3 separate regions of the Homo sapiens genome follow, and all the other regions are linked to region 2. Evidence: chromatin loops called from intact Hi-C (ENCODE). Cell type or tissue: mammary epithelial cell. All regions are shown on one strand.

Region 1 (5,000 bases), 300 kb before region 2:
ATCACACAAATAGCTGTCCTTTACTGCGTGGCTGGCCCCGTGCCATGGGGCAGTGTGTTAGGAACAGAGTGTGCATTTGTTCTCATCTTTTCAACAACCCTTGGGCTGAATGGGACTCTATCCGTCTATTTTATGGATGATATAACAGGTTTGGAGAGTTTAAGTAACTTGCTGAAGGCCACACAGCTAATAAATGGCAAAGTCAGAGTTCAAACCCAGAGTTCTAAGTCCATGCCCTTTGTGCTACCCCAGCTCAGGGTAAGCCTTAGAGTAAGGCACCAGGCGGGTGTGGAAGCTTCTTGGGGAGTGTGTGTGAGGGGTTTGGTGAGTAGCAGGGGCAGGGGTGGCATCAGAGTTGGTACTACTAAGGTTGGGTCCATGGGGAGATGAGCAAATATATATCCATGGTGTAGTTCAGTTCCTTGTATCTGGTTTTCCAGAACCTGGAATAGAGATAACATTATTGATCCAGCATGCACAGAACATACCAGGCATTATCCAAAGTATTTTATAGTCATTATCTCTTTTAATCCATACCACGACTCCAGGAATATTCTTCCGATTCCCATTTTGCATTATAAAGGTCAGTCATTCCATCTTGTTTGACTGCAGAGGAAGATTGTGCTGTGCAAATTTGAAGGAGTTTGCAGCACATTCTTTCAACATAAGACTTCTGTTGTAATGAACTTTAACTTTTTTCTTCCTTTAGAGTTTTTTTCACCTTGTAATACTTTTCTTGGCTAAGTATAAAACATTTTAGAAGAAGTTTGGTCCTGGAGTAATTCTGTTCTGGGATGAGTGAGACAAGTGAGGAATCTTCCCTTGACTCCATGTGTGCCTTAATGAGAGGGGAAGAGTTAAGTGTGGGTGGTTAGAATTTCATATATATGCTGAATATTTCATGTCCCTTTCTTCATTGTCTGCCCTCTCCAGAAGTAGGTAGGAAGGAGACAAGCAAACCTGCAATTTTATGTTCAAACCCACTTACTGAGTCTATTATCTTAAAGTCTAAGGAAATGCTCCAAAATACAAAGATTTATGGACAAATTTATTGGGGCCTTACTTGTAATAGCAAAAAACTGAGAATTACTTAATGTCTGACATGAGGGAAATAGCTAATAATCTATGGGATATTTATATAGTTTATGGATTTTTAATGTTATGAGAAAACATTTGTAATAGCCTGTTAGGTTAAAAAAGGATGCAAAGTTGTATGAACCTTGTGAACTCACGCATATAGTCCTGTATTGGTGGTAGTGGGAGTGGGGGTTGAATAGCTGCTGCTTCTTCTACAGATGGATATTGGAGTCAGATATGAATTTGAATCCCAGCTCTGCCACTAGCCCTGGGTCTCCGGGCCAGGTATTCTATCATACTGAACCCCTGTTGTCTTATTTGTAAAATGGGAATAAAATTAGACTAAGCCTTTTAGGGTGCTGTGAGAATGAAATGCAGTAATACTTGTGAAGAGCTAAGCACAATGCCTGCCTGGCATTAGACACCATGCAGTAAATGATTGTGATTATTGTTAGATGCTAGAAAGTATTCCAAAAAGACAGTGGTGGTTTTCTTTGTGTGAAGGGATTAAAGATTTTTTCTTTGTGTTCTGCATTTTCCAGATTTCCCATAATGAGAATATATTACTTTTATTATTAAGATAAAGGTTATATGAAAAAGCAACACAGGAGCCTGCTTTCAAGAAAAAAAAGCTACCTTCTGAAAGAGATGTCTGAGATTCAAGTAAGATGCTGTCAAGACCAGGCACCTGGACTCAGGTTCTGCCTGCCTTGAAGCTTCTGTGTCTGCACCTTTAGCCAGGAATAAACAGGAAATAGATGTCTTAGCAGAATATCTCCAGTGGGGTATCCTGGCTTGATTTTAGCCATGTTCTCTCAATCTCATCTTCAATCAGAACATTTCATAGTTGTGGGACTATGTTAAAATAAGGCTGCAGTAATATCCTGCCTGTAAACACCTGTAAGTTAGGATTTCATTTAGCAACAGGCACCAGAAACCCTGACAGATACTTTCCTAAATAAGGAAGTGAGTGTATTTGTCTCAAGTAGAAAGAAATCCAAGGTTGGCCTGGGGGCTCAGACTGACAGAACCAGGTTTCTCTTCTCTTTTCTATTCTGCCAGCTTTATCAAGGGCTGCTGCCTCCCCTTGGCCTTGCGTGAGCATTCCAGTCACAACAAGAACAAAGCCAGCGTTGCAACACTGGCACACTTGCCTTTACAGTCTTAGTGGCCAGCACTGGGTCACGTGGCACATCTAGCTGCCAGGCAGTCTGGGAACCTGAGCTTGCAACTTGCTGGTGGCTGTAGTCGAGGATAGCAAGTAGGAAGGATGTTGACGGAATCAACCTGTAATATCTGCCATGTAGCCTCAGTCCCTTACAGTGAGATTTTGGGTCATGCGTGGATTTATAGTTAGGTGCTGAGCATGGTTCACTCGGACTAAAACAGTAACATAGCATACATGTCTGGAGCATTTATCAAAGTCGAGATTGTCACACTGGCAGGGTCTCTTAGATGACATTTGTGTGGGAACTGAGCCTAAAGAGGTCAAAGAACTTGCCAAAGGCCATAGTGCAGGTTGACTGGTGGCAGAGCTAGGAATGGAATTCAGTCTTTCTTGCTCCCATGAAGGCAGCCTGCTGTACTTTCCGCTTCATTCCAGTGTCTTCTAAAAGTAGAGATGAATCACCCATTGCTTCTCTTACAGTGATTCAAATTTAGAACTGCATAGCTGCCCCTGGGCGCTGAGCATTGTTGGGCTGGGTGCTAGGGCTGGGGATGGGAGTCACCACAGTGAGTCCATGTGATGACACAGGGTGAGGCCACTAGTCAGTGGTGTTTGAGGGACTGTGCTCGTAGGTTCAAGTGTCTTGCCAGGACTTGGCTGTTGGAGTGGGGAACAGCCAGCTGCTAGCAGCCTGAGTCCACTTCAATATTAGGATAAAAATTGCACACATTTCCCTTGGCTGTGACTCAGGATATCTTGGATTCATGAACTCACTGGGACTCTGAGTAATTTTGGAGAAGCTAAGATGATAACTTTCTCCCCCTTTCTTATTAGGTGTTGCCGTGATTCACAAGTCCTTGTGACCCAAACTCCTACTGCCAGGAGGTGGAGGAAGGAGCAGGTGCTGCCTGTGACTCTGAACAGCAGGACCTTGGTGACTGGATTCAACTTGCTTGGGAGGGTCTGTGCTGCTGTGAGAACCGCTCTCCTCTGACTTGGCAGACTGGTGTTGTTCATCGCAGTGTGGACACCATTACCCACCCCCGTTCCCCTGAGGTGCTCTGGCCTATGCCCTGAGCAAGGGGGGTCTTGACATCCCCAGGCAGCACCTTTGGGCTTTGTTTTGGTGTTTCTACAGGGACAATACAGACCCTGGAGTGTGTGTGTGTGTGTGTGTGTGTGTAGACCATGGTGTTTCTCTATGTTTCTCTAAGTTGGGGGGTGAGCGTGTGTGACAGTCTACTGGATTTCTTTACTACTGATCCTTTCGCTGTGTTAAAAATCAAGTCACAGAGACCTCTCTTCTGGATTTGTCCCATGGGGACCCTGAGACTACTAAAGCTGCTTTCTTCTGAAGGTCCAGTTGGACAGTCTGGGAATGTCCAGAAATAACCAGTGAGAGGGGCAGTTCTCTGGCCACACCCACTTATGTACTTTAACTACTGTGACTTTGTCTGCAGAAGAGCTGGAAAATTCTCGAAGCTGCACCGTGTCCTCTGTGTGCTAGAATAAGGGACAAATGGGTTCCCTGTGCTTCTCAGCTCACTGTTTTTCCTTGAGTTCTCCTACAGGAAGCAGATGAGAACTGCCCAGTCTTCAGGTTTAGGCCATTGGTCTTTGATGTCATAGATTCCAGGCCTGGGAGGTGTTATGTCTCTTCAGCTGGGAAAACTAGCTCTTCAGAGAAGCCTCGGGTAACACTGAAAAACAAAACAAAACAAAACAAAAACAGGAAAAAAACAAAAAACCAAAGTGGTAAGGATTCAGTTCCTGCCTATAATGGTCTCAGAGAGGGTCCTACTTTTAGGTTTTCCCAGGACAGGACAGTCCCCATTTATACTTATTATCCCAGTTTAATTATTCACAGCACCCCATTTTACTCAGAAGTGTTCTGGTCTGGAGGATAAATAAGAGGTCACCCTCCTCCAGACCCAAAGATAGATTTGTGCCTGTGTTGGATGGGGTCGTGTGTGATTCAGATGGACATTGGATGGCTTCAAAGGAATATACCACTAGAGCTGGCCCTTGGCACTTTGTGACAGTGGTCAAGTCTGTCTAATGTCCTTGTCTTCTTTTTCTTGTGCTTTCCCCCTATTCCAGGGTGTGCACCCTCTCCCCAACCCCCAAGAACCCCACTACTGCTTTCCCTGTGAGGTAGGAGATATCAGTGGGCCTTGGATTTGAGGCTTCCTAAGATGTGCTTGCATTTTAAAAAGGGAGCTTGGTGAGAGCTTTGCTAATTCACAGGTAAAAATTATTAACAATAGAACTTCAAGCATCTTGAGGAGCGGGCATTTGAGGGGGCATGGAGTAATTTGTATTTAAAAAACCTTAAAGTTGTGCTGTTCCTAAACTAGCAAATTGCTCATGCTGAAATTTCTGGCATAAGCAGGGGAAGTCTTGTGTCTGGAGAATAGTCTCATACCTTGCAGTCTGGGACACCCTCCCTACTTTGAGAATCCACCTACAGGAAGCCAAGGAACTTTATAAATCCTGATGTTGGACTTCTGATACGACTGGGCTACTTCCAAGCAGGTGCTGCAGGAGATTGGCATCCCCCAGCCCCTGCAGTTAGAAACCCCGAAGTCTTCCCAGCCAGTGAGCCACTTTGTGTATTTACTGTATATTTATTGTGCCCTAAATGTGCAACTCTCCTAAAGACAAAACTTCTCTTTCTGATGTTAAGCACATGTTACTTCAACAAGATGCTTGGAGAACAACAAGGTACCCAGAATTTTTAGAAGCCTTCAGAAGA
Region 2 (5,000 bases):
CCTTCTGTTGAGCCCATGTCATGTCAATGTTTGTTTCATATATTTGGCTCCTCTAATGTTAGGTGCAAATATAATTATAATTGGTATGTCTTCCTGGTGAATTGGCCCTTTTATCAATATGTGATGTTCTTATTTGTCTCTTATGACAGTTTTTGACTTAAAGTCTATTTTGTATGAATACATATGACCACCCTGTTCTCCTTTGGTTACTTTTTGCATGGAATATCTTTTTCCACCCTTTCACTTCCATCCTGTGTGTGTCCTAAAATCTAAAATAAGCAAATAGTCTCATTTTCTTTTAAAAAAAATCCATTAAACTACCCTATGTCTTTTGATTGGGGAATGTAATTCAATTTCATTGAAAATAATTACCAATAGGGAAGGACTTACTATTGACTTTTTGCTATGGCTTGAATATGTTCCCCAAAATGCACATGTTAAAAACTTAATCCCCAGTGCAGCAGTGTTTGGAGGTGGGGCCTAATGAGAGGTGATTAGGCCATGAGAATGGAGTGAATGAAATAACAGTTATTGCACGAGTGGGTTTGTTATAAAAGGGAGAGTTCATCTTCCTTTTACTCTCTCTCTCTTGCTCTTCTACCATGTGATTCCTTTCACCATGATTCCTTTTACCACGTTATGACATAGCAAGAAGGTCCTTACTAGATGCTGGCCCCTCAGTGTTGGACTTGCCAGCCTCCAGAACTGTGAGAAAATAAATTCCTGTTTATTATAAATTGTCCAGTCTCAGGTTTCCTGTGATACTAAAATGGACTAAAATGCACTTTGTTTTCTGCCTGTCTCTTAGTGTTTTTGTTCCTTTTTTCCTCTTTTGATTTTTTTTTTGGTAAGGATATGCTTTGATTCCTTTCTCATTTTCATTTATGTATCTTATGTAGGTTTTTTGTGGTTACATGGGGCTTATTTTACAGTTGTAATATCTATTTTAAGCTGATATCAGCTTAGCTTCAGTCACATACAAAAATTCTACTCTTTGACTTCTCCCCTCTGTTTTGTTATTGTCACAAATTACATCTTTTGTATTGTGTATCCATTAACATACCTTTATAGTTATTTTTGTATTTTTGTCTTTTAACTTCTATGCCAGAATTAAGTGATTTACCTACCATTGTTAGAGTATTACAATATTCTGTATTTGTAATATTTATATATTTACCTTTACCAGTGAGTTTTGTGTGTGTGTGTGTTTTTTTTTTTTTCCTTGAGACAGCATCTCACTCTGATGCCCAGGCTGGAGTGCAGTGGCACAATCATGGCTGACTGCAGCCTCGACTTCTTGGGCTCAGGTTATTCTCTTACCTCAGTCTCCTGAGTAGCTGGGACTACAGGTTTTGTGCCAACATGCCTGGCTAATTTTTGTATTTTTTAGTAAGAATGGGGTTTTGCTATGTTGCCCAGGCTGGTCTCGAACTCCTGGGTTCACTGCCTGCCTCAGCCAATGAGCTTAATACTTATATATGCTTTTATGTTGCTGACCAGTGTTTTTTAGCATTCTTTCTTTTCAACTTGAAGGACTCCATTTAGCTTTTCTTATAAGGCGGGTCTAGTGGTGATAAATTTTATCAGCTTTTGTTTATCTAGGAAAGCCTTTAATTTTTCTTAATTTTTGAAAAACACAGACACACAAATCTGGATTGACAGTTTTCTTTTTCTTTTTTTTTTCTTTTTGACAGAGTCTCACTTTGTTGCCCAGGCTAGGGCATGATGTTGGCTCACTGCAACCTCTGCCACTGGGGTTCAAGCAATTCTCCTGCCTGACCCTCCTGAGTAGCTGGGATTACAGTCACCTGCTACCATGCCTGGCTAATTTTGTTGTATTTTTTTAGTAGAGATAGGATTTCACCATCTTGGATAAGCTCGTCTTGAACTCCTGACCTCGTGATCCACCTGCCTCGGCCTCCCAAAGTGCTGGGATTACAGGCGTGAACCACCGCCCTGGCCCTTTTTTTTCTTTTTTAATCACTTTGAATATATCATCCTACTCTGTTTTGGCCTGCAAAGTTTCTGCTGATATATACACTGATAGTCTCATGGAGACTCCTTTGTATGTGATGAGTTACTTTTTTCTTGCTTTCAAAATTCTCTCTTTGTCTAACCTTTGACAGCTTGATTATAATGTATCTCAGTGTGGACTTTTTTGGGTATGTTCTGATTGAGATCTATTTGGCTTCTTGGATTTGGATGTTCATTTCCTTTACCAGAGCCATTATTATTTCATACAAGCTTTCTGCCCCTTTGTCTGTCTTTCCTTCTTCTGGAATACCTATAATATACCTATTGGTCTCTGTGGTGTCCCATAGTAGGTCCTTTAGGCTTTCTTCACTTTTTTTTTTTTTTTCTGGTTGGTGTTTCTATGACTGAATAATTTCCAATGACCTGTCTCTGAGTGTGCTGATTCTGTGTTGCTTAAACAGTTCTGCTCTTGAATTATTCTAGTGAAATTTCCAACTCAGTTTTTGTGTTCTTCAGGTCACAAATTTCTTTGGTTAAAAAATACTCTTTTTCATTTTACAGACACTCTCATTTGTTTATACACAATTTTCCTGAGCTTGTTAAGCATCTTTATGGTGGCTATTTTGAATTGTTTATGAGATAATTCATATAACTCTTTTTCTTTAGGACCAATTTCTGGATATTTATTTTGTAACTTTGACTGGGCTGTGTTTCCCCATTACTTTGTGAGCCTTATAATTTTGTGTTGGGATTTGCACATTTGAAAACACAACCACTTTCCCCAGTCCTTATGGTTTTTCTTATAGGGAAAGACCTTCAGCAATCAGCCCAGCTAGAGATTCCAAGCGTCTCTTAACCTTTTGGGGAGAGAAATCTTTTCTAGGCTTGTGTGTGTAATTTCCCATTTAGAGAGATTTGCTGGTCTCTTTTTCAGGCGCTTGTAGCCTCTTGCTCCCTCTGGTGTCTGTATGAGGTATTTCAGGTTTTCTGGCGCTTTTTCTGGCATTGAGCTCTTTTCTGTTCTCTGGCTCCCAGGTATCCAAAGTTTTCTAAGTCTGTCAGCACTCTAAGTCAGGCAAAACAGAAACCACTCCTTCTAGCAGCCCTTGAAAAGCCAGAACACAATATATACATTCCACCCTTCCTTTCCCTCCCAGTGGAGAAGCCATGAGTTGGGTGCTTTCTGAAAATTGTGGCAAGCTGTGCTGGTGTCTCTGTGTGATACTACAAGTTCTCTGGTGCTGCCACAAGCTTCTGAGCTCTCTTTTGTTCTCTGTGGATACCAGGCATCCAAGGTATGTCAGTTTCCCATCAGCACTCTGAATCAGGCAGGACAGAAACCAGTCCCTTGGGCAGTTTCCTGAAAAGCTGGAACATTGGAAGTGTTTCAATTTCTTCAATTTCCCTCCCAAGGGAGAATCCACAAGTTGGACTCTTCTTTTTGATCATGAGCTGTGCTGGCTTGGGAGAAGGATTGATGCAGTTGGAATAAAATAGCTTTTTGTTACCCATTTCAATGTAGCTGTTCTTGATTTTGAGTTGCCTGGGGTACTGTGACTTCCTAACTGAATTCTGGAGTTCTCATAAAGGCTTTTTGGATCATGTGTTGTTTTTTTTTTTTTTTTTTTTTTGAGACGGAGTCTCGCTCTGTCGCCCAGGCCGGACTGCGGACTGCAGTGGCGCAATCTCGGCTCACTGCAAGCTCCGCTTCCCGGGTTCACGCCATTCTCCTGCCTCAGCCTCCCGAGTAGCTGGGACTACAGGCGCCCGCCACCGCGCCTGGCTAATTTTTTGTATTTTTAGTAGAGACGGGGTTTCACCTTGTTAGCCAGGATGGTCTCGATCTCCTGACCTCATGATCCACCCGCCTCGGCCTCCCAAAGTGCTGGGATTACAGGCGTGAGCCACCGCGCCCGGCCTCATGTGTTGTTGTTAAAGCTGGTGTTTCTGTTGTGAAGTGAGCTCTCGGGTTTCCTATTCTACTGTCTTGCTGATGCTACTTAAATAAGAAGGATAGTTTTATGGCATTGCATAAAAGTGTATCCTAGCATCACTCTACTGAAAACATAACTAGTTTTATCATTGATGCCTTCCAAGAAACCATTTACAAGTATTAAAAGGACTTGCTCTTGGAGAGATGTCAATCTGTTACTTATAGTGAACAATAAGCATATTGGAAAAATGTGTTAGATGAAAGAAAGGGGTAATGAATGGTTTTAAATTAATAGATCTTTCACCTAAAGCTAGCCATGGAGCATTGCTTGTAAATCAATTAAAGGCCAAAGGAAATATTCATCATTGAATTATATGGGTTTTTACCTAGAAGAATTTCCCTCAAAATGCAATTTCCCTGGAAATCTGTGAATCCTCAGTTCTCTGATGAGAGGCAGCTTAAAATTCAGCTGGGTAGTTTCTGTGATGTCTCAAACAGGCTCCATAACCTTCATGATATATAGTCTTGGAATTTGTGTGTGCCTCCTCTTTTCTCTGAGGGCAGAGATTGGACAAACTTGAACTGCTGATATAGAGAAAGTGACTTATGTTTTTTAGCTTTCAACTGCACTGCTTGGCAAATTTTAGGGGCTAAAGCATGAATTGTATGCCCTGGATAGAATGACATCTATTAAACGTCTTCTGTCACTGAGCAAGTCTGTGAATGAATGAACTTTGATTTCCTACAGAGAAGCAGGTGAATCGGTCAGTAAATCCACATTATTGAGTGTCTCTGCCCTCAGCAGCATGTCTTGGGATTAGGAAAAATTTTATCTTGACCAAGAGAAAAGTTTAAGGAGGGCCTGCTCTGTGCTGTCTCATATATGCTCTGGTTTTTAGAGTCTTAGCTTTCTCCCCAAACACTTTACTTTCAAAGAAGGGAAAATTAAACAATAGGCAATACTTGTTTCATCTTTGAATTCCCATTAATCAAAGGGTAGTCTCCTAGTAACATCCTGGATTTGTTTCTATTTCCACTTCAAACCCACTTGGCCATCTAAACAATTATCTGGCTCACCATCCACCAGAACCCT
Region 3 (5,000 bases), 420 kb before region 2:
CTCTGTTGATAGTTTCTTTTGCTATACGAAGCTCTTTAGTTTAATTAGGTCTTACTTGTCAATTTTTGCTTTTGCTGCATTGCTAGAAGGGTATTTCCTAGGTTTTTTTCCTTTTTTAAATAGTTTTAGGTCTTACATTTAATTGTTTACTCCATCTTGGGTTTATTTTATTTTATTTTTTGAGACAGAGTCTTGCTCTGTCACCCAGGCTGGAGTGCAGTGGTGCAGTCTTGGCTCACTATAACCTCTGCCTCCCAGGTTCAAGTGATCCTCCTGCCTCGGGCTCCCAAGTAGCTGAGACTACAGGCACATGCCACCACACCTGGCTAATTGTAGTATTTTTAGTAAAGATGGGGTTTTACCAGGTTGGCCAGGCTGGTCTCAAACTCTTGACCTCAGGTGATCTGCCCGCCTTGGCCTCCCAAAGTGTTGGGATTACAGGTATGAGCCACTGTGCCTGAGTTAATTTTTATATATGGTGATAGGGTCCAGTTTCTTCTGCATATGGATAGCCAGTTATCCCAGCATCATTTATTGAAGTCCTTTCCCCATTGCTTATTTTTGTTGACTTTGTCGAAAATCAGTTGGTTGTAGGTGAACAGCTTTATTTCTGGGTTCTCTTTTCTGTTCCATTGGTCTATGTGTCTGTTTTTGTACCAATACCATACTGTTTTGGTTACTGTAGCCTTGTAGTATAGTTTGAAGTCAGTTAATGTGGTGCCTCCAGTTTTGTTCTTTTTGCTTAAGATGACCTTTCTTTTCTAAATGGCCTCTTCTGAGTGTTCTCTATTCTGTCTACCTCCTGTGAATCATGAGTGGTGAATAAAGTATGAAGGTGTAGTCGTATGGTTTTGCAGGGAAATTTAGCAGGGTTTTATACTGGCTCTTAATAGTTATATTTTGAAACTTGAATACATACAACCCTTACATATTTCCTTTTCTGATCTTTTTTCTTTGTCTGGTTTGTTAGATGTGGCATTTCCACACCTTCCTGTATGGCGAATATGTAAACGTGGGTATGTGCAAAGGAGGAGTCATCTCTTTCTTATGTCCCTTTTATGAATCACCCAGTTGTGTTCCTGGTGGATGTCTGAACTCTGGCACGGATTCCGAGATTCAGTTTCCTTATTTGTGATGTTCAGCTTTTTGTGGTCCCTGTGATTGGCCTCAAGAGGAAATATCTGGAGCAGGGCCACAAGGCTGATTAGAGGAGGAAGGGACATAGAGGGAACAAGATATGAGGGGTATTGTTGTGCAAGGAAGAAGTGAAGATACAGCCCTGTGGGGTGTAAATGAAATTATCCAGGCCTCTTCTCACTTGAGAAAGAGTGAGTGTGAGTAATGGCCTTGTCTAAGAGAACACTGAGGTGCCAGGGGAGGTAATCTTTGAGAATAACCCTGTAGCCAGTTTGAGTTCAGGAGGCTATATAAAGTTTTAGTTACTTTTACTTTCTGTCACCTCAGTGTTCCTCTCTTCCTTCTGTGGTTTTAGGGCTTTGTAGTAGTGAAGAAATTTAACAGGTTAAAATGATAAGGATGATAGATTTACTGAGCGTCTCTTCGTACTTTCACCTACATCATGTTATCCTCCTTGAAGCCCCCTACAACACATTGGAGCCTAGTATTTCTTCTTAAACAATCACACGGATTACTCTGAGAAGAAAAACGGACCATTTAAAACATTTTTAGAATCCTGTGATCTTGGAGCTGAAAGGGACTCTAAAGATTGTCTGGTCTGACCCTATATTGTGAATGAGTAGCTGAGCATGAGGTCCAGAGTGTGGAGAACACTACTCAGGAAAGTCACTCACCCAGTGAGTGCTGGTGTGGATTCGGAAAAGCCCAGGGGTGCCATGAGGTGTCCCAGAAGAGAGATGCTCATAGCTGATTTTTTTCTGAGGCATTAGGATAGCTTCTGCACCACTTTTTGCAGCTAATTGTCCCAGTTACCTCTAAGCCTCTGTGGCTAGGATATACAGACTGGCCTCATGCCTTCCACAAGATTATGTTTTAGTTTGGGAAAGAAGATTTATAAATAATGAATTAGCCAAGACTGTATATTAGGTGTGAGATGACGATACAGGAAAGTATAGTTTGTGTATTTTGGTGGTGATTGACTGTCATTGGTGTGATTAGGGAAGGTTTTATGAAGACATGGGATTTGACTGGACTCCCAGAAAGACTAAAGGACTGGGATTGGAGAAGGCATTTCAGGCAGGGAGAGTTAAATTAGTCTAAATTGAAGCTCAGCAGCTGGAGATTACAGGATGTGAAAGATCTTTGGCTGGATATGGGGGTTCAGTGGGAGACTTACTAGTTGGAGCCACTGCTTAAGTTAAATTCCAATATGACAGATTTTAGGAAGATATTTTAGGATTGTGCTAAGATATTTTAGTATTCATTGTGATAGCTTTACTGCAGTAGTCTTTGGCCTCTTGCAGTAAAATAGGGTTTGTTTCAGTTTCACCTATTTGTACTACCTCTCTTTTTCGACTAGTTTTCCAATTTCTCTCTGTATTCTCTTAATTTCTCTCTGTGTTTTTCTCACTTCTGTCAGGTGCTTTTCCCTTAACTTCTCCCCATCTATCAGACACTCAGAGCTACTACAGAATTTGGGAGGAGGATTTGGAACATAAACTGTGACCTACAAGTGAATTTCCCCAGGTGGATGATAAACTCCACTGCAGGCCACAGAGGGGCCTCCTCATTCCAGCAATCTGGCCAGGCTGACAGACTCATAGCCTATGGGAGCAGGGGAGGGTGTAGGGGCCAGTATTTCTCGGGCTAGTGACGAACTGCCTGATTCTTTGCAGCCTAGACAGAGGAGGCAGGAGCCCCAGGGGCGGGCTAATCGCCTGGGCTGGGGATGCCTGGGCAGATGCAGAGGAAGCTGGAAAGGTGGCAGTGCACCTGGGTCGCTGGAGCTGCCGCCGTTCCTAGGAGACCAAGGAGCAGCAAGCCTGCGGGGGAGGGGGAGCAAGTGGGTTGCTGCTTTTAGCAGCTGAAAGGGCTGCAGGGAGCTCTGGGTAAGACATTTTCTGTTGCTGCTGCTTTTGCGGTAGAAGCTGCTGCGAGTAAGTCAGAGGAAGGAGGATTGAGAAGGGAGGAGGCTTCACTTGCAGCCATGCTGAATCACTGTTGCTGATCAGATTTCCCACTGGTCTGCTGGGAGAATCAAGAACAGAACTAGGATCCCCGAGTGCATACACAGTTCAGCAGCTACCACCCTGGCTGGGCCTCACACAATGGAGGGTGAAAGGTATGTATGTATAAGTGTGTGCTGTGTTGTGTGTGTATGTAAGTGTATGTGTGCTTGCGGTGCAGCCACCAGCTTTTGTGTTTGCATTGGCTAGGCAGAGTTGGAAGACCTGGCCACTGATGGATCTTAAAGGGCGCCAGAACAAGAGCAGGAAAGCCGCTTTCCAAATCACCCGTTCCAGGGCTTGAATCTCCAGAGATCTGGCTTCCGCAAAGGCAGGTCTGGGTTTGCTAGGCAGCGGAGCACCCTGAAAGAAGGGACTTCCTGGCTGGTGTTCGGGAATAGTTTCAGCACAGGCTGAATCAGATTGCCTTTCTCAGGCTGTTTCAAGGAGGCGTTTCCCTTTCCTGGCTCCTTTCCCGGGGTGTTTTTTCTTTGGTGGGGGGTTTTTGATGTCATAGTGGGGCTGACCTGACATAGTGTACTTGCATTTTCACGCAGGAGTGCTTGAATCTTCAGCAAGCATGCCATGCTGATGGCTGTGTGTGTGCGCGCGTGCACGCCGTGTATGCCTGTATACACACACATTCAGGGATGAAGGAGAGAAACCCAGTCAGATGATACTTGCTCTGAACTGAGTTTCATATTTGTATTGAAAAGTTTATGAGTGATACTGGAAGGTCTGTGCTTCCTCCATCAGGGATTTCTTTTGAAATAGGAACCAGCAGAAAAGATTTTAAGTACTTTTGTTGAGCTGGATCTAACTAGCGAGGCAGTTAGATCCTGGCAGGCACACACATCTAAATTTTTAAATTGTTATCTGAAGATCTGAATCTTTCATTGTGAAGGTGCTCAGCGCAGTGCAGAGGTGACATTCCTCTGTCTATGAAGTAAAATATCTCTTGAGTGCCAACCTCTTCATTCTTTGGTCTGCAGTTGGTAGAGTACGAGGCTTGCCATTTTATCTGAGGAGAGAAGACTGCAGGGAGGGGTCCGGCCATGGCAGTGCACCACTGAGGGGAAGCCTGCTGCTCCAGATTGCCAGTTTGATGCAGACAGTAACCATCTGGTTAACAATAATAGGCTCAACTAAGTCAACACTAGAGAGTATCTCAATGAACACTTTCCTTTTCATGAGTTGTTGTGACTTCTGTGTCTCACGGGGCACAGTGATGCCATTAAACATCTCTAGACCCTATTAGAACTAGCATGATGATTGGGTGTCATTCTTTTGTCTGTAGAGGCCCTGGGAACTGTGTTTCTTGATGACTCCCACAGGAAGAGCCTGGGACTGACTGTGCTGCTGGTGCATTCTCTTTCTGGGTGCTCTTTGCAACAGGAGTTTAGTGTTGAACTCTGTGAGGCCTGCTGAGCAGCAGAATATGAAGGCCTATTTCCTAAGTGTGGGGCAGAGGTGAGCAGTGTCTTTGGTCCCCAAAACAGTGTCCCATTGATCTGGTAGGTGGCAGAGAATGGGGTTGATGCGATGAAGGTTTAGAGATTCTGGGCCATGCCTATTTGCTTGACCTGTGGTGTAACTGGGGTTGAGAGGTCAGTGTGAGACTACCAGCAGCGGATCAAACAGTTTTGGGCACTGTGTTCCCAGTTCTGTGTTCAGAAATATAGTGAGTCCTTGCCCCTGTCCTGGGGCCTCTCAGCTGGGATGGCTGATGTCTATGGCTTTAGAACACCAGGTTGCACATGTTCTTGTACTTTTCCTCTGCTGAAGGCAGATGGTAGACAAGAAATCCAAACCGAGCAGCTTCCAATGTTCACCAGGTCACCCAGGTCATACCTTTTG

Evidence for each region. A loop is a pair of places that touch in the nucleus more often than their neighbours do. Peaks named below come from ENCODE experiments on the same cell type or tissue, not always from the same donor. Only the 100,000 strongest peaks of a DNase experiment are listed, where the experiment ranks them.
Region 1: it touches region 2 in a loop (4-fold over the local background); 5 of 110 quality-filtered maps call a loop at or near these places.
Region 3: it touches region 2 in a loop (8-fold over the local background); 7 of 110 quality-filtered maps call a loop at or near these places.

What each region holds. Positions count from the first base shown.
Region 1 is chr5:137,620,206-137,625,205 of GRCh38, reverse strand. KLHL3 (kelch like family member 3) reads left to right here. Exons shown (of 15, transcript NM_017415.3): 15 at 3,080-5,000. The coding sequence ends at 3,108. Among named protein-coding and RNA genes, the nearest start is that of MIR874, 25 kb to the left of the region's middle. RefSeq lists an enhancer at 2,238-2,287. In mammary epithelial cell, no CTCF peak of the experiment used is centred here; DNase peaks (open chromatin) are centred at 2,245 and 2,775; H3K27ac peaks cover 987 bases.
Region 2 is chr5:137,318,557-137,323,556 of GRCh38, reverse strand. The region is part of intron 2 of SPOCK1 (SPARC (osteonectin), cwcv and kazal like domains proteoglycan 1); the gene reads left to right. Among named protein-coding and RNA genes, the nearest start is that of SPOCK1, 180 kb to the left of the region's middle. RefSeq lists an enhancer at 3,304-3,803. In mammary epithelial cell, a CTCF peak has its summit at 2,931 (motif pointing left); DNase peaks (open chromatin) are centred at 2,956 and 3,256.
Region 3 is chr5:137,733,892-137,738,891 of GRCh38, reverse strand. It overlaps KLHL3 (kelch like family member 3), which reads left to right and starts at 2,803. Exons shown (of 15, transcript NM_017415.3): 1 at 2,803-3,259. The coding sequence starts at 3,246. RefSeq lists enhancers at 2,536-3,204, 4,536-4,605. In mammary epithelial cell, a CTCF peak has its summit at 2,697; DNase peaks (open chromatin) are centred at 2,811 and 3,541; H3K4me3 peaks cover 1,257 bases; H3K27ac peaks cover 1,610 bases.